Regions from separate parts of the Mus musculus genome. Here regions 2, 3 and 4 are each linked to region 1. A link is a loop called in an ENCODE intact Hi-C map of the cell type or tissue named here. Cell type or tissue: heart. All regions are shown on one strand. Links, peaks and the distances in the headings refer to the core of each region. The heading gives the core; the rest is flanking DNA.

Evidence for each region. A loop is a pair of places that touch in the nucleus more often than their neighbours do. Peaks named below come from ENCODE experiments on the same cell type or tissue, not always from the same donor. Only the 100,000 strongest peaks of a DNase experiment are listed, where the experiment ranks them.
Region 2: it touches region 1 in a loop (6-fold over the local background); 27 of 42 quality-filtered maps call a loop at or near these places.
Region 3: a loop joins it to region 1, with 2.1 times the contacts of the local background. A loop is called at or near these places in 2 of 42 quality-filtered maps.
Region 4: it touches region 1 in a loop (2.5-fold over the local background); 2 of 42 quality-filtered maps call a loop at or near these places.

Annotation. Positions count from the first base shown.
Region 1 is chr11:116,882,427-116,888,394 of GRCm38, reverse strand. No RefSeq gene overlaps it. Among named protein-coding and RNA genes, the nearest start is that of Mfsd11, 31 kb to the right of the region's middle. In heart, for the core only: a CTCF peak has its summit at 2,994 (motif pointing left); a DNase peak (open chromatin) is centred at 2,974; H3K4me3 peaks cover 908 bases; H3K27ac peaks cover 581 bases; H3K27me3 peaks cover 2,387 bases.
Region 2 is chr11:117,054,226-117,060,193 of GRCm38, reverse strand. No RefSeq gene overlaps it. Among named protein-coding and RNA genes, the nearest start is that of Gm11728, 17 kb to the right of the region's middle. In heart, for the core only: CTCF peaks have their summits at 2,490 (motif pointing right) and 3,117 (motif pointing right); a DNase peak (open chromatin) is centred at 3,120; H3K27ac peaks cover 620 bases.
Region 3 is chr11:117,356,769-117,362,736 of GRCm38, reverse strand. Septin9 (septin 9) reads right to left here. Exons shown (of 11, transcript NM_001113487.1): 10 at 3,267-3,318; 11 at 412-2,314. The coding sequence ends at 2,182. Among named protein-coding and RNA genes, the nearest start is that of Gm51932, 24 kb to the right of the region's middle. In heart, for the core only: CTCF peaks have their summits at 224 (motif pointing right) and 2,663 (motif pointing right); DNase peaks (open chromatin) are centred at 1,790, 2,564, 3,352 and 4,316.
Region 4 is chr11:116,992,124-116,998,091 of GRCm38, reverse strand. No RefSeq gene overlaps it. Among named protein-coding and RNA genes, the nearest start is that of Gm11728, 45 kb to the left of the region's middle. In heart, for the core only: a CTCF peak has its summit at 3,577; no DNase peak of the experiment used is centred there; H3K4me3 peaks cover 590 bases; H3K27me3 peaks cover 5,000 bases.

The DNA of each region.
Region 1 (5,968 bases), core at 440-5,439:
ACACACATACATACATACATACATACATACAAACACACACACCCCTACAGAGAGACACAGACAGATAAACAGACACACAGACACAGACACACACACACACACACACACACACACACACAGTACAAAGGGGCCCAGAAGTGGATACAGCTAAGAAACTCAAGCTGCACCCCAGTACATACCTGCTTTCCCCTGTACTATATCAATAAGAAACCCCTCCCATAAAAAACCCATGCTCACATTGCAGAACCTGTGATGAGATGTCATTTGCAGAAAGGTTATTTTGCACACATAAAAGTCTGACCACGTTGGGCGTGGTGGCACACACCTTTAATCCCTGCACTTGGGAGGCAGAGGCAGGAGAATTTCTGAGTTCGAGGTCAGCCTGGTCTACAGAGTGAGTTCCAGGACAGCCAAGGTACACAGAGAAACCCTGTCTCAGAAAAACAAACAATCAAACAAAAAGTCTGACCAAGCCTGCCTGACTCTTCCACCCATGGCTGATGACAAATGGCAGGAGAGGGGTCTCTGGCTCATCCTGCAGCGAGAGGCACACATGCAGAAGACCTTGAAGCTGTGCCAAGCCAGAGGCTGGTGAACCCAGGACTGTGAGGCAGGCCCACGTGTACTGACCGCTCAGGGTACAGGGAGCCTGCGGAGGGGACGGAAAATCCTGTGGAGGCAGGAGGAGGAGAGGCTGAGTCAGGTGAGAATGAGAAAAGGGTGAGTTGAGTGTCGCTGTGACACTTGCAGTTCAAATCTTGAAAACTGAGTATTTTCTTCACATCTATAAAACTGATGCCAATGAACAGTAAGAATCCACTAGATCCAAGCAGTATGAACAACACAGAGGTTCGGACCTGGCCTTGGCAGCAGTCCTGCATCCCCTCAGAGAAGCCTGAACCTCCACGTATCGCCCCTTGTATGTAAAGTCGCTTTTCTTTACCCTGGATGTCACTGGGGGGAGGGGGAATTGAGGTCATGAAACCAGAAATGCACCCATCCCAGGAAGGCCCTGAATGAGCCTCCTAAGCCCTCCTCCCTCCCCCTTTTGCCTCATTCTGACACCGAGGCCCACACCTCAGAGAAGCAAGGCCCCACCCTCTTTCCCCACCTCAGAGCTCCATCTATATCCCCAGCAAGAGCTTGCACCTGCAGAAGCAGGAGATGAACCAGAAAACTCCATCCTGTTCTTTGGTTGGACTCTGCAGATCTAAGGATGGGGGATGAGGGGCAGGGGGCGTGCAGATGCAGAGGTTTGGACCAGATGACACCCCCTCCCCTCCCACTGTTCCTGCCTTGACCCTAGCTCTCCCCATTACTCTCCTGGGGCCCAGAATAGACAGTACTTCCAACTGGGTGGGCACTGGGCAATGGGACCCTCTCAGTGTCCACTCACTGGGCACAGTTTCCTCTGTGCCCATCTCTTTGGTGCCCCGTGGTGGTCTGAGCTCCCTGCAGTGTGGGACACAAGGACTCGGTCACCCAGCCATTTCTCCCAGGTTCTAGCTTGATGAAAGTGACAGTTAAGAACTCTCATCCACAATGACACCTGAGGAGCGACAGGTGGTAACTTGAACCAGAGTTTATCTGTCCCCATTTCAACCACAGTGACAAGGAGAGTATCATTGTGTTTGCAGTTCTGAGCGAGTGTCTACTTTGCTTCTGGACGAGGGCTGAAACCCTGGCTCCTGAGTGTCTCTCTGTCTCTCTGTCTCTGTCTCTCTCTTTCTCTCTGCCTCCCTCTCCCCTCCCCTCCCCCCCCCCCCACGAAGCCAAGGGGATTTTTCTTTGGAAGATGTGGTTCAGGGAGTGGGAGACAGATGAGAGGGTGACCAAAATAACACTATACACACCAATGAAACTCTCAAAGAATAACTTCTGTTTTGAGGAAGGGTCTCACTATGCATTCCTGGATGGCTTAACATTGGCTATGCAGACCAGGCCAACCTTGAACTCACAGATCTGTCATCCTATCTCCCAAGTACTGGAAGTGAAGTTGTGTGCCAACATGCCCAAAAACAACAACAACAACATCCACCTGCCTTTAGACTGTGGGTGTGGCTTAGCGACAGAGTGTTTGTTTAGCATGCATAAGGCCCTGGTTTAACCACTACCTACATAAAACTAAAGCCCAGCCCACACAGAGATGGGAGAGACAGCCACTCATGAGAAAAAAAACCCTTAGACTTGGGAAGACCGGAGCTGCAGTAAACCCATTGTCCCATCTGGGCCCTTGTCAGCCTGAGACAGGTGCTGAGTTTGTTACAGAAGTAGGTGGTAGATCTGGGTAACCAGCTGCACCCCCCTTTTCCCCCCACCCCCACCCCGGTGCTCAAGGGGGAACAGAAACTGCGAAGCAGACAGCTGGCAAGGGATCCAACTCACCTGCAGAGCACCCCTGAGGCCTCCTGTTCCTTAGCAACCTGCTGAAGCCAGCCAAGGGCTTCCGGATTCCCTTTCAGAGGATCAGTCACCTCCCTCCCCTCCCCTTCCCTCCCTCCTCACCTCGCCCCCTCCGTCCCCCCAACCCCCACCCCCGGAGAGGCGGAGAGCAGTAGGATCCCTGTACACGCAGAGGGAGTTCAGGGTGAAGGAACCTAAGTTTCTTTTCAACTGGGTCTGCGCAGAGCCAGAGGATGCCAGGGATCCCCCAGCACCCCCGCGCCCTGCCCCGCACCCCCTGCCCTTCCTCACAACACACACACACAAAGGGAAGGTGTCAGGACAGTCTCCGCTGAACCATTTCACTGGCTCTTCTTTCGGAAAGTCTACCTATAAACTTAGAGATTCACGTCGGGACAACAGAACACATAGGACAGTGACACCTCGGAGACCTAAGCGTGGGAGACTGAAACACAGCAGAGACGTCCCTTAAACCGAGCTATTTACTATGCCGGCTCCACACCTCTTGCATCCCAGATCACGAGTTCAGTCTCGGCCTAGATCCAAAGCTGTAAAAACAGATCGCAAGAGTCGGTTGCCCTCTGCTGGGCATCGTAGGATATGCACCCAGCCTCCGTACCAAGAACTGATTTCTGCACTCTATGAGAGGATTCAAGAGCTGGACAGCTGTGGCTGAGTCTTTCCCCCGAATCATCTGGAATAAATTTGATTTGATTTGGAGTCTATAGCCCAGGCTGGCCTCAAAAACATAGCCAAGGCTGACCTTCGACTCCTGATCGTCCTGCCTCTGACTCCTGAGTGCAGGACTACAATCATGTGCCACAAAGCCCAATTTTTTGTTTTTTGTTTTTGTTTTAATAGCACTGGGGAATGGAAACCGGGGGTCTGAGCATACTAGGCAAGCACTCTACAGCCCAGGTTCGAGACTATCTTGGGTATCTAGACCCATCGACTTGCAGAAGAAAAAAAAAGGGTCTTAAAGTGTATGGAGACCTTATAGAGCAGGCATGTCCACTGCATTTCAAGATACAAGACGGGGCATCCTAGCCATCATAATTCTGGTCTGACCGGAACAGGTCTTTTCTTTCTTTTACGTTTTTGTTTATGGGCTGGAGAGATGGCTCAGCAGATGAGAGGACTGCTCTTCCAGAGAACCAGGGTTTGAGCCCCAACACCACACGGTCACTCGGAATCGTCTGGGATCGTTCTGCGGTATTTGATGAGCTCTTCTGTTCTCTACAGGCACCAGGTATGCATGTGGTGCACAGAAACAAAGCACACATGAAATAAAAATGAACAAATCTAAATATGGGCTGGAGAGATGGCTCAGCAGTTAAGAGCACTTGACTGCTCTTCCAGAGGTCCTGAGTTCAATTCCCTGCAACTGCATCGTGGCTCACATCTATAATGGGATCTGATTGCTTTTTCTGGTATATATAAAGACAGATCACTCATTAAATAAAATACATGTTGCCGGAGAGATGGCTGTGCTATCCAGAGGATCGAGAGGCTCTGCTTTCTTGACTTCTAGAGGCTTCCTGCATTTATTCGTTCATCTTCAAAGCCAGAAGTTTCCCTCCTTCATTCCTCAGGCGCGGCTTTGTCTTTTCTACCCCTCTCTGATCTTTGCAACTGATGTCAATTTTTCTCTGATTCTGACCCACTTTCTCCCTTTCATAAAGATACTAGGAGGGCTAAGCCTGGGGCGGGATGTGGTGGTGGTGGGGAGGCACTGGGCTGGGGCTGGGCTGGGGCTGTGTAGGCAGTTGGGTTTATCCCCAGCACTGTGCAAAAGCAGGCATAGAGGAACAAGCCTAGAGTTTCAGCGCTTGGGAGGTAGAGGCAGGAGGATCGGAAGCTCAGTGTCCTCCAAGAGTACAAAAAGAATTCAAGGCCAGGGGCTGGAGAGATGGCTCAGGGGTTAAGAGCACCGACTGCTCTTCTGAAGGTCACAAGTTCAAATCCCAGCAACCACATGGTGGCTCACAACCATCCGTAATGAGATCTGATGCCCTCTTCTGGTGTGTCTGAAGACAGCTACAGTGTACTTACATATAATAAATAAATAAATCTTAAAAAAAAAAAAAAGAATTCAAGGCCAGCCTGGGTTACCTGAGACCCTGTCTCAAAAACAAAATAAACAAATGTGGTGGTGTATACCTTTAAGCACACAGGGGCGTTCAAGGCCAGCTTGGTCTACAGAGCAAGTTTCAGGCTAGATAGAGGCACAAAGTAAGACCCTATTTAAAAGAAAGAAAGAAAGAAAGAAAGAAAGAAAGAAAGAAAGAAAGAAAGAAAGAAAGAAAGAAAGAAAGAAAGAAACAGAGAGGGCGGGAGCGATGGCTCAGCAGATAAGATTACTTGTTGCTTGCAGAGGGCCTGGGGTTCAGTTCCCAGCACCCGCATGGTGGCTCACAGCTATCTCTAACTCCAATTCCAGGGGATCCAATGCCCTCTTCTGATCTATACGGACAGTGAGCACACTTGGTGTACCTACAGACTCATACACATAAACTAAATGTATTTAATAAAAATAAAATTTCAACCTAGGTGGTGGCGCTGCACACCTTTAATCCCAGCACTTGGGAGGCAGAGGCAGGTAGGATCTCTGTAAGTTTAAGGTCAGCCTGGTCTACAGAGTGAGTTCCAGTCAGCCAAGGCTACAGAGAGAAGGCCTGTCTTAAAAAACACAAACAAATAAATCGAATTTCAAAAAGTTTTTTTTTCTTTTTTTTTTTTTTTAAGATTTATTTATTTATTATATGTAAGTACACTGTAGCTGTCTTCAGACACTCCAGAAGAGGGCATCAGATCTTGTTACAGATGGTTGTGAGCCACCATGTGGTTGCTGGGATTTGAACTCCTGACCTTCGGGAGAGCAGTCGGGTGCTCTTACCCACTGAGCCATCTCACCAGCCCAAGTTTTTTTTTTCAAAATAAATAATACATTAAATAAATGTTTTATTTGTATGTATCCATTTGTATGTATGTGAATGTATCCAAAAAATGTGGTCCGGAGACAGAAAAGGGGGTTATTAAAAACAAGGTGGATGACATTTATATGACACCCAGGATTAACCTTTGACCTCTACACACACAAACACACTGGTACACATGTGTGCTCTCTCTCTCTCTGTCATGCGCGCACGCGCGAGCACACACACACACACACACACACACTTAGAAAAGACAAAACAAGAACAATTAGCCAATCAATTCACTAATGAAAGAAACTAAACTGCCCACAAACACAAAACACTTAATCTTACAAGATAATGGAATGAGCCAAATGCCCACTAAGTAGAAGGTTAGCCAGAGCCAAAGGATGTCCTTCCGGCTAAATGACCTCAAACAAACTCCACCCACAAGCACGCTCTTAAGCCTGCACACACCCGCTCAAGTGCACACGGAGCCTGGTACAGACCTAGTACCAACACTGCACAAGAGCAGGCCCAGTGCTGACAGTGTGCACGCACAGTATGGATCTCCATAATGTGAACAGAGACCCTGTGAACGTCTCCCGACACCCCAAGTTTGACAGTTAATTTGTCAACCTGACTGATTA
Region 2 (5,968 bases), core at 613-5,612, 170 kb before region 1:
GAGAAACAAAGTGTGGCTGCTAATTAGTGCTGTGTCTTGCTGGCTTTGTTCAATTGGTGCCTTTTGTTTGAGCCTAAATGCGTTTTCCAAGCCACTTGGCTGCTAGGGTGCATCGTTCTCCCAGTTCGGTGGTTCCAGAGAGCCTTGTGCAGTGACAGAGGGAGGCAGCTCCAACAGCACCTTCTGGCTTTAGGGAAAAGATGTCACTAACGGTATAAGCTAATGTGTCCGCTCCTACTCAACATGCATAGGTTGGAGTCCTGACTGCTAGGACCCTGAACTGTGTGTGACCTCATTTAGAAACAGGGGCTATAAAATAATTTTTTTTTTTTTTTTTTTTTTTTGGTTTCGAAGCAGGGTTTCTCTGTGTAGCCATGGCTGTCCTGGAATTCACTTTGTAGACCAGGCTGGCCTCGAACTCAGGAATCCGGCTGCCTCTGCCTCCCGAGTGCTGGGATTAAAGGCGTGCACCACCACGCCCGGCATAAAATAAGATTTATTTTATTTTTTTATTATGTGTGTACTCGTCGTGGGTGTGTGGACTGGGTATCCCTAGAGCTGTAGTATAGGGCTCATGAGCTGGAACTGACCTCAGATCTCCTGCATGCTCTTAATCACCTCTTCAGCCCTGGGGGCGGAGTCTCTACAGAGGTGATCAACTGAAGATGTCTTAGGGTCTCATCCCATGACTGGTGTTCTTAGCAGGAAGGCCGTAGGTCTGGGGAGGGTGGCTCAGTCAGGAAAATGCTGGCCTGAGTTCAGTCCCCAGAACCTGTGTAAAAAAGATGGCAGCTGTGTAAAAAAGATAGCGGCCCTGCACACTTCTAATCCTGACGGGAGGGGGACGTGGACCTCCAGGCTTGCTGCCAGGCAGCCTAGCCCAACTTGGAGAGTCCAGACTAGTGAGAGAGGCACACAGATGACTACACATGCGCACGAAAGAGAGGAAGTGCAGACGCAGGCACACAGGGAAAACGATCTGAAGAGACACAAGGAGAAGACAGCTACCTGCAAGCCAAGGAAAGTGGACTCAAAAAGAACTAGGCCCTGCCCAGACCCCAGCTTTGGACTTCTGGCCTCCAGAATCCTGAGAAAAATCAGTATCCATTGTTTAATCTCAATTGTGAGACTTAGCTATGATAGCCATAGGACACTGAAACAGCCACTAAAGAGCTGGTGGGCTGGAGGGAGGAGGAGGCTGCCTCAGTTTCCCCTGCTTAGCTCAGCAAGGATGAGGTGGTAGAGATAGTTACAATCCTCTACGGAGCCCTCAGCTCTCCTGTGAGAATTCTTTCCTTGGGGAACTGTAAACAATGTCTACCCCTCTTCTAAGGTCCCCACAACAAACTGAAGCATGAGTCCACCAGAGATCCCCATGGGGGAGCCATGAGTCCAGCAGAGATGTCAGGTGTCTGGGGACTGGCCCTGGGATGTGTCCTGCATGTATCAGGGACGTCACTGTCTTTCTGGGGTGGGTAATTAAGGAGCTCCGTGTGGTGATTAAAGGCACACATCCTTCAAAGGTAGGAGCAGACCAACCTTATGTGGAAGTCCCAAAGCAGATATGCTTGGCTGTGACTAAGGCTGAGGAAACCCACGTGGGGCACAGGTCAGGGCTGGAGAACACTGCAGGAGATGAGAGCTTTCACTTTGAGGGCTGGTGCCGGGGGAACCACTTTCTCAAAAGGTGCATCGCTGGTGTAGATGAGGCGGTTCTACATCATAGGTACATCAGTGGACGGAGAGAACCAACTCCTGCAAGGTATCCTACACACACACACACACACACAGACACACACACGCATGCACACATCCCACTAAATAAGTGTTAAAAAAAACATAAACAAGATATGTCCGGTTCTAACCCCTGATTCCTGAGAGTGGGACCTTATTTGGAGAAGATGGAGTCATTTGCAGGTGGAGTCAAGCTAAGGGGAGGGTCTCAGGGTTTCTACTGCTGTGATAAAACACCATGATCAAAGCAACTTGGGGAAGAAGGGGTTATGTTGGCTTATACATCCACATTATTATTCATCACTGAAGGAAGCCAGGACAGGAACTCAGAGAGGGCAGGAACCTGGAGGCAGGAGCTGATGCAGAGGCCATGGAGGGAGCTGCTTACTGGCTTGTTCATGGTGGCTTTCTCAGCTTGCTTTCTTATAGAACCCAGGGCCACCAGCTCAGGGATGGCAACACCCACACTGGGCTGGAACTTCCCCCATCAATCACTAATTAATAAAATGCCTTACAGCTGGATCTTATGGGGGCATTTTCTCAATTAAGGTCCCCTCCTCTCAGATGACTCTAGCTTGTGTCAAGCTGACATAAAACTAGCCAGGACAGGAGGTCATGTTGGAGTGGGTGGGGCCCAATCAGATGTCACAGTATCCTTAGAGAAGAAGCAGACACTTGGGGATGTACAAGAGGTAACAGATGGGACTAACGCTTCTACAAGGAGACAACCTGCACTGGAAGCTCAGAACGCCCATCACAGCCTCCAGATGGCGCCACCCTGCTGGCACTTGGAATTTGGACTTCTGGTCCCCAGAACGATGAGACAATACATTCTGCTGCTCTAAGCTGTTCTGTTACTACCTTCTGGTAAGACAGCGAGCACCAGGAGACAAACTCACACAAGCCAGGCCTTTGCATTCATGGAGACCAGGCAGGTCTGGCTTTGTGCAGGGGTGCTGGAATCAAACTCAGGTCGCCAAGTTTGGGTAGCGAGTATTTTATGGACTAAGCCATTTCCCCGGGTTTTTGATTAATATTTCTGACTGAACGGCTGCATGAACTGTCTGATTAGCTCCCTGCCTCCCAAATTCACCCCCCCCCCCAACACACTGGGAACAGAGAGGTTATGTCCTTTCCTGGGGTGTGTTCAATACTAAAGCCACTCTAGACTTGGCACTGTGGGCATGAGTGCGGAGTGGGTTAAAGCGGGCTCAGCGAGGAGACAGAGCCCCCGGCGCCCTGCCCAGAGGGCCTGGGCTGTGAAGGCCGAGCCAGTTGCACTGTTAGGCTTGCACACTGATTTCTGTGCCTTGAATCCTAGTAGAGGCGGCTTTGTCCCAGGAACCTCTGTTCTAAATCCTCCTCCCTGCAGGGAACCTTACAGCCACTAGATGGCAGTAAAGACCGAAGTTAAAGCGGTCCTAGTTTTGAAAGGGCAGTGAGTACCATTATGGTTGGAGGAAGACCCAGAAAACCCCAGGGGTGATGGTGGTGTCATCTTTGGGGGAGGAAGACTAGGATGCTAAGGTTAGTACGCTCTCAGGGACCTAGACAGAGGGACCACAGAGTCTATGCAGTCAGGATGGCTGGGAGCTTGACTGGAGATAGGAAATCTTAGTGTATCGTAACCGGCTCTGGCCGATAGAGAGAGGACAGCTCAGAGTATGAAACCCTCCAAGTTCAAGTCCCGGTGCACAAAAAAGGGGAAGAGAGTTTCTTGAAGGGACAAGGGTTCATCTACATTCAAATTTCATTTCTGTTGCTGGGCTAAAATTTAGGAGAGAAAGGGGGCTGTATTAGCTTGTGATTCCAGGTTACAGTGTACCCTTCAATGGAAGTCAAGGAGGCAGGAGCTTCAGTTGGTCACAGCATATCCTCAGATAAGAGCAGAGAGAAACAAACACACATCTGCACACTTGCTTGCTTGTGCTCAGCCTGATTTCTCCACTTTTATACAGTTTGGGACCCTTGCCTAGGGAATGATGCTGCTCACAGTGGGCTGGGTCTCCTACATCTGTTAACTTAATTAAGACACACACACCCCTGCATGCTCACAGGCAGCCTGGTGTCAAGCTGACAGTTAAAGCTCACTATTACAACTCACCATTTTGATAAGGCAGCTTTCCAGAGCCCCAAGCATTTTACAAGAGAGGGAGGTGGGGAGTGGTTACCTAGCTAGGGGCACTGGACATTGAGTCAGGGTGGGGGAGGGGGGAGGGGTGGCAGGAGGAGGGATGACAGCAGCAGGTCACCATGGGACCTCTGGGGCTCTGGGAGGTGTGCTTGTTCCATAGGGTGGAAGTCGGTGAGTCCTTTCTTGCTTTCTCCCTTTTTCTTGTTTATGTCTCTTCTGTGTGTGTGTGAGGGGTGGGGACGGGAGAGTTGCAGGAGTGTGGTGTGGCTGGATGGGGGTGCAGTAAGTCAGTCTGCCTGGTCTCCGATACAGTATCCTTTACTCAGGAACCCTCCAGACTTGTTAACCTAGATTTTGTTACATTGGGAGAATCCTCAATTACTATAGACTCACAAGCCTTCCTTGAGACAAGATCAACTCCATCGCTGGGGAGATGGCTCAGGGGGTAAGAGAACTGACTGCTTTTCCGAAGGTCCTGAGTTCAAATCCCAGCAACCACATGGTGGCTCACAATCACCCATAATGAGATCTGACACCCTCTTCTGGTGTTTCTGAAGACAGCTACAGTGTACTTATGTATAGAATAAATAATAAATAAATCTTTTTTTAAAAAAGTGAGACTCGCCGGGTGTGGTGGTGCACGCCTTTAATCCCAGCACTCGGGAGGCAGAGGCAGGCGGATTTCTGAGTTCGAGGCCAGCCTGGTCTACAAAGTGAGTTCCAGGATAGCCAGAGCTATACAGAGAAACCCTGTCTCGAAAAAAACAAAACAAAACAAAAAAAAAAACAACAACAACAAAAAAAAGTGAGACACTTTGGGGGCTTTGGGAGCCGACAATGAGACAAAGCCGAAGGGGATGGTTAGAGAAGCCTTTGACGACAAATCCTTAACTGAGCAATATGGCAGAGCTATCAAGTGCGTGTGAGGGGCAGACACTCTCATGCACCTGTGTGCAGTTCCGGTCTCACGGCAACCCCTGAGACAGGAAGCAAAAGGAAGAGAAACTGAGATTCAGAAACTAAAATGGAGTATGGGAGTATTATAAGTTAGGCCCGGGGTCAGGGCTCAGAGCAGGTCCTGAGGCCACTGAGGATTAGAAAGATGCTCAGAAAATGTCCAGAATCTCAGTGTGACAACAAGAGATGGTGACATGAGGGTCTGGAGAGGTGGCCCTGCAGGGGGACAGTATGCTGCTCTTGCAGAGGACTGGAGTTCAATTCCAGCACCCAGCAGCTCACAGCAGCCTGTAACTTTGGAAGGCGCCGTGCTCTAAGTTCCCACCAGACCAACAATGGTGACTGCTCTATAAACTCCCAGAAGACGAGTTGTCACTGTGACTGACAGCATACCTCCTCCTACAGATGTCCCTACCCCAATCTGGGGACTTGCATTAAGTTAGCTACAGGGTCTGCAGTCTGGGACTCAGAGAGCTGATTCCTTCTGTGTGGCTCTTGGATTGCTTGTCTGCTGGAAGTACTTTGCTTATTCAGAGCCTTGGGTCACCCTGGGTAGCTCCTCTCCTGTGGCGAGGGCCTTGGGTCACACGGAGCTGGCTTGACCTCCAGAGGTCTGGAAGTGGTGGTGGGCTACGCTCTGAATAGCACATGTTGGATGAGCTCCCTGCTGTCTTCCTTGTGTGTGTGTCAACAAATATGTGATGGGCACTGGGTCATACTCCTGTCAGAGGGGACAGTGGCGATGCCTTGACTGCCATCTGGAGACAGCCCCAGGGTTTCTTCCTTTGACTGTTGATCCAACAGAAACATCTGGCTCTGAGGTTGTCAGGCATGCAATGCACACACACATGTGCAGGCAAGCATCATATACATAAACAAACAAACAAACCTGAGCGAGGGTGGCAGCTAGGTACAGGGACACCTATCACCCTAGCACTTGTGAGGCCAAAGCAGAGGGCTCCTAAGCTCAGAGTAGACTCAGGGGACCCATGAGATACTATCTCAAACCAAAGGAAAACAAGCTTAGGGGCTTTGGGGGACTCTTGAATGTTGCTTATGGCAAAGGGAGTGTAGGGTGTTATAAAGATTGGAGACCTTTGGGCTGGCAAGATGGCTCAGTGGTTAAGGGCGCCAACTGCTCTA
Region 3 (5,968 bases), core at 1-5,000, 470 kb before region 1:
GCTTGGGGACATTAAAGCACACAGAGAGGGACCCTCCCCTTTCCTGATTCCTGTACACAAAACTGGTTGGCTCAGCCAGCCTCCTGGGACCACACATGGTTTAGTTCTCTTGGAATAACATTATTATAAATGGCCAGTTACCAGGGTCTCACATAATAAAATTTAGATTTGTATTTATGTGTATATGTGTCTGCCACATGTGTGCAGGTACCACCAGAGGCCAGAAGAGGGCGTCAGATGTCCCACAAGCTGGATTACAGGCAGTGGGTGTGGCTAACTTTTCACCACTGGGCTGCTGATTCCTAATTCTGGATCTCACACAGTCCTATAGCTTCCTTCCACTGGGAGCCTCTACTCCCGTGCTCCCCTCACCACCTTTAATGGACCAGACAGGTCTTGCCAAAGAGAACTCCAGAAAAAAAGTTTGTATTTGAAACATTTATTTCAGGAAATACATTTCAACACTTTGTTATTTATACAAAAAAAAAAAAAGAGAGAGAGAGAGAGAGAGAGACTTTTCTGCCCCCCCACCAGGAAGCCCCCAGCAGAGGGCCACGTGGACCGGCCTGGTGAGACGAACAGTTTCAATACCTGGTTACAGAGGCACAAAGTCATCCTGATGACCGGGTTGCTGCTAAATCCCCAGGGTCACTTGGGCTGGTGAAGGCCGGAGTGCCCTGGGTCCAGCGTGCTGGAGATTTCCTTCAAAGTCCTGATTTTGGCAAAAGAACTTGGCAAGCTGGCAAGCGAACTGTTCGGCCACAGGGCATGACGAGGGGCCCTTCCATGCTTGGATGAGGGAGTAGACGCCCAAAGCAGGAAACAATGTTCGTCTCCATCTGTCTGCACCCCACCCCTCCCACTGCACTTCTGGGCTGCAGAAAGCTAGCCCTGGGTCTGTAGAGGCACCTTCCCCAAGCGGGTCCAACCTAACGCACCTCACCAAACTTTCTCCTCAGGGGCAAATGAGAATGGGAGGCAGGCAGGAAGGACACGGCTTTGGTCAGCTGTGCATGGATGGTCCCTAATGTTCCCTCTGAGAGAAGATGAGTGAGCCTGGCTATCCATCTCTGACCCCCTCATCTTTCCCTCTTTAGGGGTATTTTTGATGGGTTCTGGGGCACAGGGCTAGTCTAGGCTCATGTAGACAACAAAATGGTCAGGTTTCTGGCTCCCACCCAGTACAGTCACTGAATCATCAAGGCTTGAGCCTGGGGTGTGTGGGGTGGGACAGGGTGAGGCAGCGGAGCATCAATGTAACCAGAATATCTTGGCCCAAACTGAGGACCACGCGGATATGCCTTCCGCGGCACCTGGGCAGGAGAGCTCCCACACACTCTTATGCCTCCCTTCCACGGCTTCCTCCCTCATGGCTTCGACTCATCTTCTTGCTTTGACCTTCCTTACATTGGGGGCGGGGCTTCCTAACATCGGGGAGCATCTTTCACGCTTCGTCTTTTATAATTAAAGCCCAGTGTAGTAGCGATATCTACAGCACAGGGGAGAGAGAACCCAAGGGCGAGGGAGAAAAGATACCTCCCTCTCTCCAGCACGTCCCTGCTTTTCACCCAAAGGGACATCTGGGAAGAGGTGACTGGCTCTTGTAGATCAAGGCACTTTCTGCTCTGGGACAAGCTCGAGGGGCACGGTTGTCACTTTGTCTAAGTGATTGGCAACTTTGGCTGTGACGCCTCTAGTTCCCTTGAGGGGCAGGCAGCTGAGGGCGCTGTAAGAAACGCCCCCGGAGGGGCAGGTGAGGTTTCAGGAATACCCGGCCAGCTCCATCCTCCTTTGGGGCAGTCTCTAACCTGCTTGAGGCTGCGGCCATGGGGTCTTGTGGTCTAACGGGCTCCTCTGCACCCCCTAGGACTTGGCCCCCACAGGCTTCAGCTTAGAACTCAGAGCGGGGGACGGACACATAGCTCTTCTAACCCCTCAGGGGCTGAGCCCGGGTGGAAATAGAGCACAGAGGCAAGCCCAGGCTTAGCCCCGCCCACCCTGCTGCTGCAGCCAATAAGAGCACACTTGGGAGGTAAACCCTCTCTTGTTACCTGGCAAAGTGTGGGAAGAGATGGATGGAGGCAGGTGACAAGGAGATAATTATATAAAATAAGACAGGGTAGGTGGGTGGGCCAGGGATGATGAAAAGATCTGGGGGTGGGGTCCAGGGGCGGGACGCATCTACATCTCCTGGGCTTCCGGCTCCTTCTCGATCCCGTTGGCCATGGCGCTGTTGCCCTCGTTGAGGCGTTTCACTCGGTAGGCTTCGAAGTGGATGTTGCTGGTGATGTCTTTGATGTTTTGCATGTGCGTCCTGCAGGGAACATGGCCAGCATTGGGGGGGAGGGGGTGACCACTTAGCCTGCCTGGGATGACAACCGCCTGCCCCTCCTGGCTCTTAGAGCCATCCTGCAGGCTCTCTGTGCATACCCAGCAAAACCAGGTGGCGTTCACTCGCTCTCTGGTAACTTTAGACCTTCTGTGGCCTCACATTCTAACCCGTACCCCCGTCTCTGTGTTCACATTGGCTAGTCAGGGGCCTGCACAAGGATGGAGAACTGGGCACTAAAAACACAAAGCTGTGGAAGGTCTCAAGGCCTTCTTCACCAGTGAGCAGGACTTGGGTATTCGTGCTCCAAGACAGAAATTCATGCTGTGGCCAGCAGGAGGCAGCAGATGACCACAGTCCCCAGCGCTGCCTACCCTGACATTCCTAAACTGACTTTTTAAACAAAGTTTCTTTTTGCAGGTGGGAGCCAGAGCCTTAAAGCCTGCCAGGCAACTTCTATCTATGGCCCACACTGCAGACCTCCCCTCCTCTTTACTTTGGGAAGGGGAGTGGGAAAGGTGAGGAGCCCGGAAGGCTTTATTCCTGGAATCCCCACCCCAGGCCCTCAGACAGTCCTGCCTGGCAGGACTTTTTCTACTAATGTATATTAATCACACAAATGAATTTTTTCTTTTAGTTTGTTAGTTTTGTTTGGGACATATAGTCCAGGCTGTGCTGTGTGGACAGTAGCCATAGCTGAATCTAGCATGTTTAGCCCACTGGGGACCGGATGGAGCCCCTCTCATCCTGGTGACTTCGAAAGGTTAGAAAGAATCCTCATTTCTTCATCCATTCCCAGGTTTCTGTTAGCTTGTTTTCAGCTCAGTTCCCGAGAACAGGGCTGACATCAGGCGGCCAGGGTGGGGCCTTTCCCGCCCATCTACCACCACCAACCCCCAGAGCCGGTCCTCCCAAGGGGCCTTCAGAGCTGACTCACCTGATAAGGAGATCCCGCAGGTAAGCAAATTCACAGTGAGTGGTATTCTCAACTAAGGAAAAGAGAAGGAGAGATGATCAGTGGGGAGGAAGCCCCTCCTCTCCTCCCCGGGAAAGCCAACAGCTTCCAGAAAGCCCCGCCCACTGGGCAGGATGATTGACAGCCACTCGATGGTTTCGGAGTCAACAGGGAGACTCGCCTCTAGTGTGTCTATGAGAGGCTCAGCTGAGGGAAGACCCACAGGGAATGTGGGCAGCACTATCCTGTGGGCCGAGTTTTCCCAGTTGAATAAAAAAGAAAGTGAACTGAATTCCAGCATTTATTTATCTGCTTCCTGACTGCGGATACACAGCGATCAACAGTCTATTGTCGTGCCGCCATGACACCCCAGCATGATGGACTGCACCCTGGAACCGTGAGCCCAAATAAACCCCTCATTCCTTGTGTTCTGGACTGGGGTGAGTTCTGTTGGCTTCTCTGACCCAGTTTCTCAATAAAATGAGCAAATGACTCAGTAGATAAGGGCATTTGCCGCCAAACCCAATGACTGCAGTTTGATTCCCAGAACCACACAGTAGAAGGTGAGAGCCAACTCTTGCAAGCTGTCGTCTTACTACTACATCCGTGTTTTGGCATGTGCGTGCCCTCTCCCTCCAATAAAGTAAATAAGTTAATAAATAAATGTAAGAGAAATTTAAACGGGAGATCAGCATGGCTTGGACCTTAAGGGCACAAAAGACCAAATGAGCCAAGGATGTATTCTGACTTTGTGACGCTTTTGAGGAACCAAGTAGCTTTCCATCCTCCAGGTAGTACTCTGGCCACCTTCCAAGGATGGAACAGACACTTCAGATGGTGCGTACCAAGGATTAGGAGTAGGCCCCATTGGATGGGACTTAGTAAGTTATGAACTCACAGGGTCCCTGATAGGAACTTGCACCAGGTTCACTTTACAAGGATGCTGGATGTGGGAACGACCACCAGGGGGCGTACCCAGAGGCTGCCTGGATCCTTAGCTGGGAACAGTAATCTAACCTGGCTAAATGAGTTCTCATTGAGTGCATGCAGTACCCAAGTTGGCCATCAGGGGCCAGAAGAGACACGTTAGTATCCAATGCCTCTCCTAGAGTCCCAGGGCTTTTACCCCAAACTTTACTCCTCCAAACCTTGCCTTGCATATTCCTGGAGAGGATTTAGAGGATGAGGAAGACATCAAAGATGGGAAGGAACGACTGAGGGGAACCAAGCTGAGGACAAGCTATTGAGAGAACAGCTTCAGAGAGGCCCCTAGAGTCACTTCTGGGGTCAACACCTGACATTGAGGGGAGTGCTACAGGAGGCCACGGGCACCAAAACCACCCAGAGACTGTCCCCAGGACACCCCACCTGGCAGACCCACAGGAGGGCACAGTAGGGGAAGGGAGGGGCTGGAAGACAGGCCCTCTTCAGCGGTCACCTCAGAAAGACCAGGCAACAATTCCAACTCCAGGGTCTCCAGTGCAAGGCTTCACGTGGCATGCCAGACCACCTCCCAGTATGGAGCCCTGGCTGTCCATTCATTCTGTTTTCTTACTCTGCTTTCCCTCCCTTGCTCTTTCTTCTTAGACAGTGTCTCCGGGAGCCCAGGCTGGCTCCGAGCTCACTGTAGGGTGGGTGAAAATGAAGGAGTCCCTGACCCTCCTGGCTCCACATCTCAAAGACTAAGATCATAGATCCCGCAGAAACAGCACAGAAACAGCAAACCTGGTTTCTGGGGGGCAGAGTGTGGAACTCATTTAATTCAAGGCAAGCACCTGACCAATGGTTACTAGCCCAGTGACTCAGTGGTTCTCCACCTACGGGTCACAACCCCAAGCATCCTGCGTGTCAGATGTTTACGATTTGTAACAGTTGCAAACTTACAACCCCAGGCATCCTGCTAGTGTCAGATGTTCACGATTTGTAACAGTTGCAAACTTACAGTTATGAAGTAGCAACGAGAATAATTTTATGGTTGGAGGTCACCACAGCATGAGGAACTGTGTTAAAGGAAGGTTGAGTTGGCACTGGACAAGGATGAGCGGGAGGGACCTGGGGAACTGAAAGGGTTAAATGGTAATCCACTATGGGGAGGGTGGTCCTGGCTGGAGGCCTCTATGCCCAGAGCCAGGAAGCACCAACCAGACCAGAGCCTTAGAGTAAACTGCTCCTCGGAGAGTTCCAGCAGCTGGGGTGTGGCACCTATGATCCCAGTGCTCCGGAGGCCAAGCAGGAGGACTTGAGTACCAGGTCATCCTGGGCTCCATCCTGTTTTGCCTAGACCTTAGGACAGAGGTCTAGCCTGCACCTATGAAGGGTGCAAGACTGGGGCCCTAGAGAACTGGGATTTCCCCCAAATCAAAGCCTCAACTCTCTGCTTCTCTGTGGGGCCTTTTGACCACACTGGTCACAAGGAACAAAGTGGGTTTTCATCTTCCAGGCAGCTCTGCCCTTCCCCATCCTCCGTTCCAAAGAGGGTGGAAGAGTAGAGAGAAGAGCCAAGAAAATCCCTGGACCCATCCCACCTGGGGTGCTGGACCCCAGGAAAGTTCAGAGCCCCAGCCCTCAGTGCGTGGGACAAAGTAACAAAAGTCTGGCAAAGTCATTAAATTCAGGGACCCTGGTGTACATGAGGTGCACACTACAGCCAGTGTCCTTACAAGAGACAGGGACCCACAGCGCAA
Region 4 (5,968 bases), core at 571-5,570, 110 kb before region 1:
AATGTGGAGCGTGTTGGAGTAGGACACCTGTGTTCCTCTGTTCTCCACATCAGACATCACACCTGTAGAAAGGGTACGCATACACCACAGATACATATGAAGAAAGAAAGGTGGCATGTAACTGAAAAGACACACCCAGTTCGGTCTCTGGACTCCAAAACTGAGGCACCTGCACACATGTGTGAACATACCCACACTAACAAGAACACATACCACAAGCACCACCACCCCATACAGACAGACTTAAAATATGCTAACTGTGGTGTGTGAGTCCCATTTAGATCTGATTTTTATTTTTGAGATTAAAAAAATGTATATACATATATACAAGTGCATATATGTATTTCCTCTTTAGAAAGTGCTGTCCATAGTTAGGGTGGATCATCAAATGACCTAACCAAGAGAACCCCTCACAGGGGCGTCCAGAGGCTTGCCTCTTGGTTGGCTCTAGATCCAGTCAAGTTGACACTCAGAATTAACCATCACATCGAGCATGTGTACAGGTCTGGGTTCTATCCTTAGGACCATTGAAAATAATAATTGTTTTCATTTAGTGTGTTTGTGTGTGTGTGTGTGTGTGTGTGTGTGTGTGTGAGAAGAGGGCATGGATGTCCTGGAGCTGGCAGCTGTGAGCTGCCAAGGGTGGGTGACAGGAACTGTAGTCTGGTCCTCTGAAAGAGCAGTATGCACTCTTAGGTGCTCTGCTGTCTTTCCAGCCCCAATTGAAGAAGAGGAGGAGGAGAGGAAGAGGAAGAAGAGGAAGAAGATTATAAGTTCTGCAAGGTTCCTTCTCCCTTCCCAAGAGCTCTTCACACTGCAGGCCAGGACAGCTGACTCGGCCAAGGGCAGCTTGCTTTTCCCTTCCTTAAAAGCAGGCTTAAGTGCAGCCATTACCACAGCAGGGGTCCTTTGAGGAGGCAGCCAGAGGGTGGCAGGATCCATGACCAGTGTTTGTCTTCACTCATTTGCTTTGCATCTCTGCCTTGGCAGAGATAACTCTGTAGGGAGCACTTAGAGAAGAGCCACCGCATCGCATCTCACATCTCCTGACTTACCCCCCCTGCACCCCTGGAGGGATTCCCTTTCAACCACTTCTGATTTTTGTCTATCTAGTGGTTATCTGGAGATTCTAGATAATGCCCTGTATTCTTCCTTTTTCAATTTGAGCTGAAAGCTATTGGCTTCACAGGGGGAATCCTGAGAGTTCACCTCCCTTGTCTTCCCCTCCACCCCTCTCCGCCTCAGCCTCTATCTCTGTCAGTTCCCGCTGGTGCCGGATCTTGTTTGTGTCCTTTGGAGCCTCGTTTAACTCTAACTCATGAAACCCTTTATTTCAAGTTGCATCAACTTCTGAGAGCAACCCTGCATCAAAAAACCAAACCAAAACAAAAATTGTGTGTAACATTGCCTGAATGTATGTATGTGACTGTGGTGCCCACAGAGGACAGAAGTGGCTTCTGGGCCCTCTGGCGCTGGAGTCACAGGTGGTTGTGAGCCTTTTTGTAGGCGCTAGGAACTGAGCCTGGGTCCTCTACAATAGCATCCAGTGCTTGTAACCACTGAGCCAACTCTCCAGCAGCCTCCATATGCATAGACCTCCGAAGGAAGGGTCATCCCAAGAATAAAGTGAACTCGGCAGGCTCTGTCGGAGGCTTTCATGACACAGACATGACTGGGCATTTTTTGATGCTTATACCAAGATAGGATCTGCCTGCCGTTTGTGTGATTTCATTTGCTTCTCAGTGTTCTTACACCCATTTTACATCAAGAAACTTGCTCCAAGACACATAGCTAGTCAAAAACAGGCAGTTTCTAAGTCCTTTTTAGGTGACATGAAATCCAGATGCAGACCACTCAGCAGTGTCTTGTGGCCTCCAGAGCCACCATTGCCAAGGCTCTCAGATGTCACCGAAGTCTGTATCAGGCAGCTGAAGTTGTCCCTGCAGGCCCTCGGGTTTCCTCCAGGAGACTCCAGGCTTCCCTGAGGGGTGACTAGGGAACTGTGTGTGTATGGGCCCAGTTCCTGAGAGTGCGTGGTAGAGGTGGAGATCTCACGCATGTGTTTTTTCCGCCAGAGGACAACCTCAGGTGTTATCCACAGGAGCCATTCACCTTCTTTAAGATAAGATCTCTCATTGGCCTGGGACTTGTGGATCAGGCTAAACTGACAAGCCAGCAAGCCAAGCATCTGCCTGTCTCCTGCCCAGTCCTGAAAAAAGTTTTATTTGTTTGTTTGTTGTGTTTTTTTTAAAAATATGGATTCAGGAGATCAAACCCTGGGTTCTTACCGTTGCCAGGCAAGTGCTTTACCAATTGAGCTGTCCATAGTCACCCATCCTCCTTGCAGTCCTGGGGATTGAACCGTGCTATGGTGAGGGTGCACCAACTGAGCTCTGTCTCCAGCTACGGAAGCCACATGAGGACCTTTATGGATGGGGCCTCTCTGGGTGCCCAAACCTATAGCAGAGCCATCCTATTCCCTCACTTGAGCCAAGTATCCAGTGATGTGACTATGCACGGGAGCATCACTAAAGCCATGGACAAGAGCCACAGCCGCCGCCACCCCACTCCCGAAGGCATTCTTTCCTCTGTTCTGAGTCTCAGAGCTGGAGAGACTTTCCTGAGACTGTCCAGCTGCCAAGTGGCAGAGCTAGATTATAACCTCAGGTCTGAAAGCTTTTTGTGGCAGATGTTCCTTGAGCAGCTCCAGGCAGGGCTCCCACCAACACCACAGCCCCGGTGCCACTAGAGGAAAACCCAGAGGCCTGATTTCTGACCTCAAGAGTCCTCCTGCCTCAGTATTACCAAGGCCACTGTTTCAGGTGGCTCTCGGGAACTGGGGGGGGGGGGGGGGGAATGGGGGGGATGGTTGAACCCTGGTTACTGCTCCTTTTCCACAGTCTGGGAAAAGCGGCCACAAAGCTGGCTGTGGCCTGAGCCTGGTCCCAGGGCTTCTGAAGGGCCCAGCCGATGGGGCTCAGCCTGGATCCAGGCCTCCAACAGGGGCTCGAAGTAGGGAGGAGGGCTTGGTGCGGGAGTTAATCACACAGCCTCAGACACACTCCCAGAACTGGCTGCCTGGGAAATGCTGCTTGAGGGACGATGGAAACAAACTTCCCGGAGTCCAGGTTAGGAGGGGTAGGATGTGCTGTCTGGTTTGTAAGGGGGATTGTCACCAAAATGGAGGCAGAGAGATAGACATCACAGAGGCATTTAACTCCGGGTTTCCCTTCAGGTTGACGTCTGCGCTGAGGAAGGGGAGCCTGAGTGCTTGGGTCAGAGTGCCCATGGGGAAGGTGCTATGCAGGGTGTGCACGGAGGGGGTCTCGGAACCCTGGGCCGGGGCTGGAGCCAGAAAAGGTCCCTGCTAGCGATGTCTAGCTAATGAGCTTATTCCGTTTCTCCCCATCTACAGAAGGGGTTTTGGGGTACCACTGTATGGCTGGGAGCGGGGCGGGGAAGCCTTGCAAAAATTAGTGTTCTCGGGTCGGGTAGCTCAGTGGAAGAATGCTTGCCCAGCGGGCTTGAGACCCTGGGTTCCATCCCCTCCACTACAAGAAAGCATTTCCCATTCTCACCACAAGGGGTGATCTTGAGCTTTGTGATCAATCCCGCCCTCGGGGGACCCTCACCTAGAACCCTCTCCACCATCGCACCTGAGAGAAGGAGCTGGCAAGGGTTGGGTGTGTTTGGAAGGGGGTCCCCAGGCTCCAAGCCTCATGCATAAAACAGAGAGACCTTTTCCTCCAAAGCTAATCAAAACCTCCGGCCCAGAGATTGCAAATGAAGCCTTCAAATCATTTCCCTTGCAAATGAGGCGGCTGCTCCGCAGCTCAGGCTAACACCTCATCGACACCGCGGTCGGTCGGTCGGCTCTCAGCCCCGGAAGCCACTCCGCACATTTCAATTAGCCTAACGGGTACCGGGGAAGCAGATGAGGCCGGGTGGGCACCTCAGCCCTGGTTCCCCCACCCCACACAGAACCCTGCTGAAAGCCTGGAGAGTTGGCATTCGGTTCCTACCGGTTCTGAGCTGATTTCCACTCCAGTGCCCCATCGGGCTTGCAAGCCCATCTGTGCCCATCACCATTTCCTTCATAAGTCAAGGGAGGGTGGAGGCAGCGGGAGCGACGCCGCCACCCAGGGCCATACCCACCTCTGGATTTAAGGAAGCACCCAGCTAGCTGGGCCTGGTAAAGGCGCATGGGCCTGTAGAACTAGATCCAAATAAGCAAGAGGAAGAGGTTCTCGGGAAGCCTCAGGATATCTCAGTCTCCCCTGTGTGGTAGGGAATAGTAGAAGCATCGCCCTTATAGGGCTGGTGCCTCCCTGTTCCACACCTAGTACTCAGTGTGGCCTGTGGATGTTGCTGGTCCATCCGTCGCGCTGAATACCCCTGGCCTGAGAGCACCCGCCTGTAATCTCAACACTTGGGAGAAGAAGCCAGGAGAATCAGGAGTTCAAGGTCTTCTTTAGCTACAGAGTGAGTTCAAGACCAGATCGGATATATAGGACTCTGTTGGTAAACCAAGGACCATGCAGCGTACCTTCAGTGACCCAGCACCAATGGCCACAGCAGCCGCCACCACTAAATGCGCCCCCCCCCCCCTTATCTGCCTCTCATTTTCTCTGTCTCTCTTTTTCTCTCCACTCTTGCTCAGATGCAGCCTCTGTATTACCCACCCCCACCCCCCAAAAAAAAACCTCTCACGTGAGGTCTCTTGCATGGCGTGACTTTGTCATGTTCTTTGGCCTCAATCTGCCAAGGTATTCCTTCTGCAGTTAAACCCTAACACCTAGTAAATGAAAGAAAATGAAAAATGGAAGGGCGGGAGGGAGAGATGGAGGGAAGGAGGGAGGGGAGGAGAGAGGGAGGAAGAGGAGGAGGGAGGGGAGGGAAGGAGAAAGGGGAGGAGGGAGGAAAGGAGGGGAAGAAAGAAGGGAAGAGAGGAAGGGAGGGAAAGACAGGAGGGAAGAGAGAACAAAGCCAGATAAGACAGCTTAGCTTCCATCCCAGGACCCCAGTGGTAGGAGAGAACTGACTCTGAAAAGTTGCCTTTTGACTTCTATGTGCACACCACAAGTCAGGTTTCTTTTAGCACTTCCCTCTAGCTTTGATGCCCACCCGGCCACTACCTCCCTACACAGCCATCCTGTTGCCCAAACAGCCGCTAATTAAGTGTGAGCTTGCAACAGCTCCTTGAACTTATGGGGTCTCTTGTTAAGGTCAGCGCTTCTCTCTCCCAGATATCAGACCAGGCCGCTTCCAACTCCCCACAGAGGAGAGATGAAGTCGCACTATGGCTCTGCAGCCCCAACCCTTAGCAGCCACAGGATAAACTTACGGTCCCCTCTAGCGTCTGCCTCTGTAGGCTGGGCCAAGCTAGGTCACTCCCTGTTGCTGTAATAAACGCCAGTGACCAAAGCAACTTGGGGAGAATCCGGTTTATTCTTGTTTACAGGCCACTGTCCTTTACTGAGGTAAGTCAGGGTTAGAACTCAAGGCAGGAAGCTGGAGGCAGGAGCTGATGCAGAGGCCATGGAGGACTGCTGCTTACTGACTTGCTCCCCCATGGCTGGCTCAGTTTGTTTTCTAATACGGGACTATGTGCCTAGAGGTGACACTGCCCACTGTGGGCTGGGCCCCCATAACAGTTCAATCATCCAAGAAAATGTTCTATAGACTTGCCCACGGGCCAAACTTATGAAGACATTTTCTCAATTAAGGTTCTTTTCTCAGATGGCTCTGTCCCCCATCAAGTTGACAATACTATGAAGTTTGCCCATCTTCCTGAAAAAAAAAGTCAAAACTCTCTTTACTTTCTGGAACTAAAAAGTCTGCCTCTCCCTTCAGGATGTCCATAATAGATGGCAGCCATTTTTACTTCCTCCTACCTCTTGGCCCGACCTCAACTGTCTGTCTGAGGTCATGTGACTCTGTCCTAACAGCGCTCCTTCGGAAGAGTGAC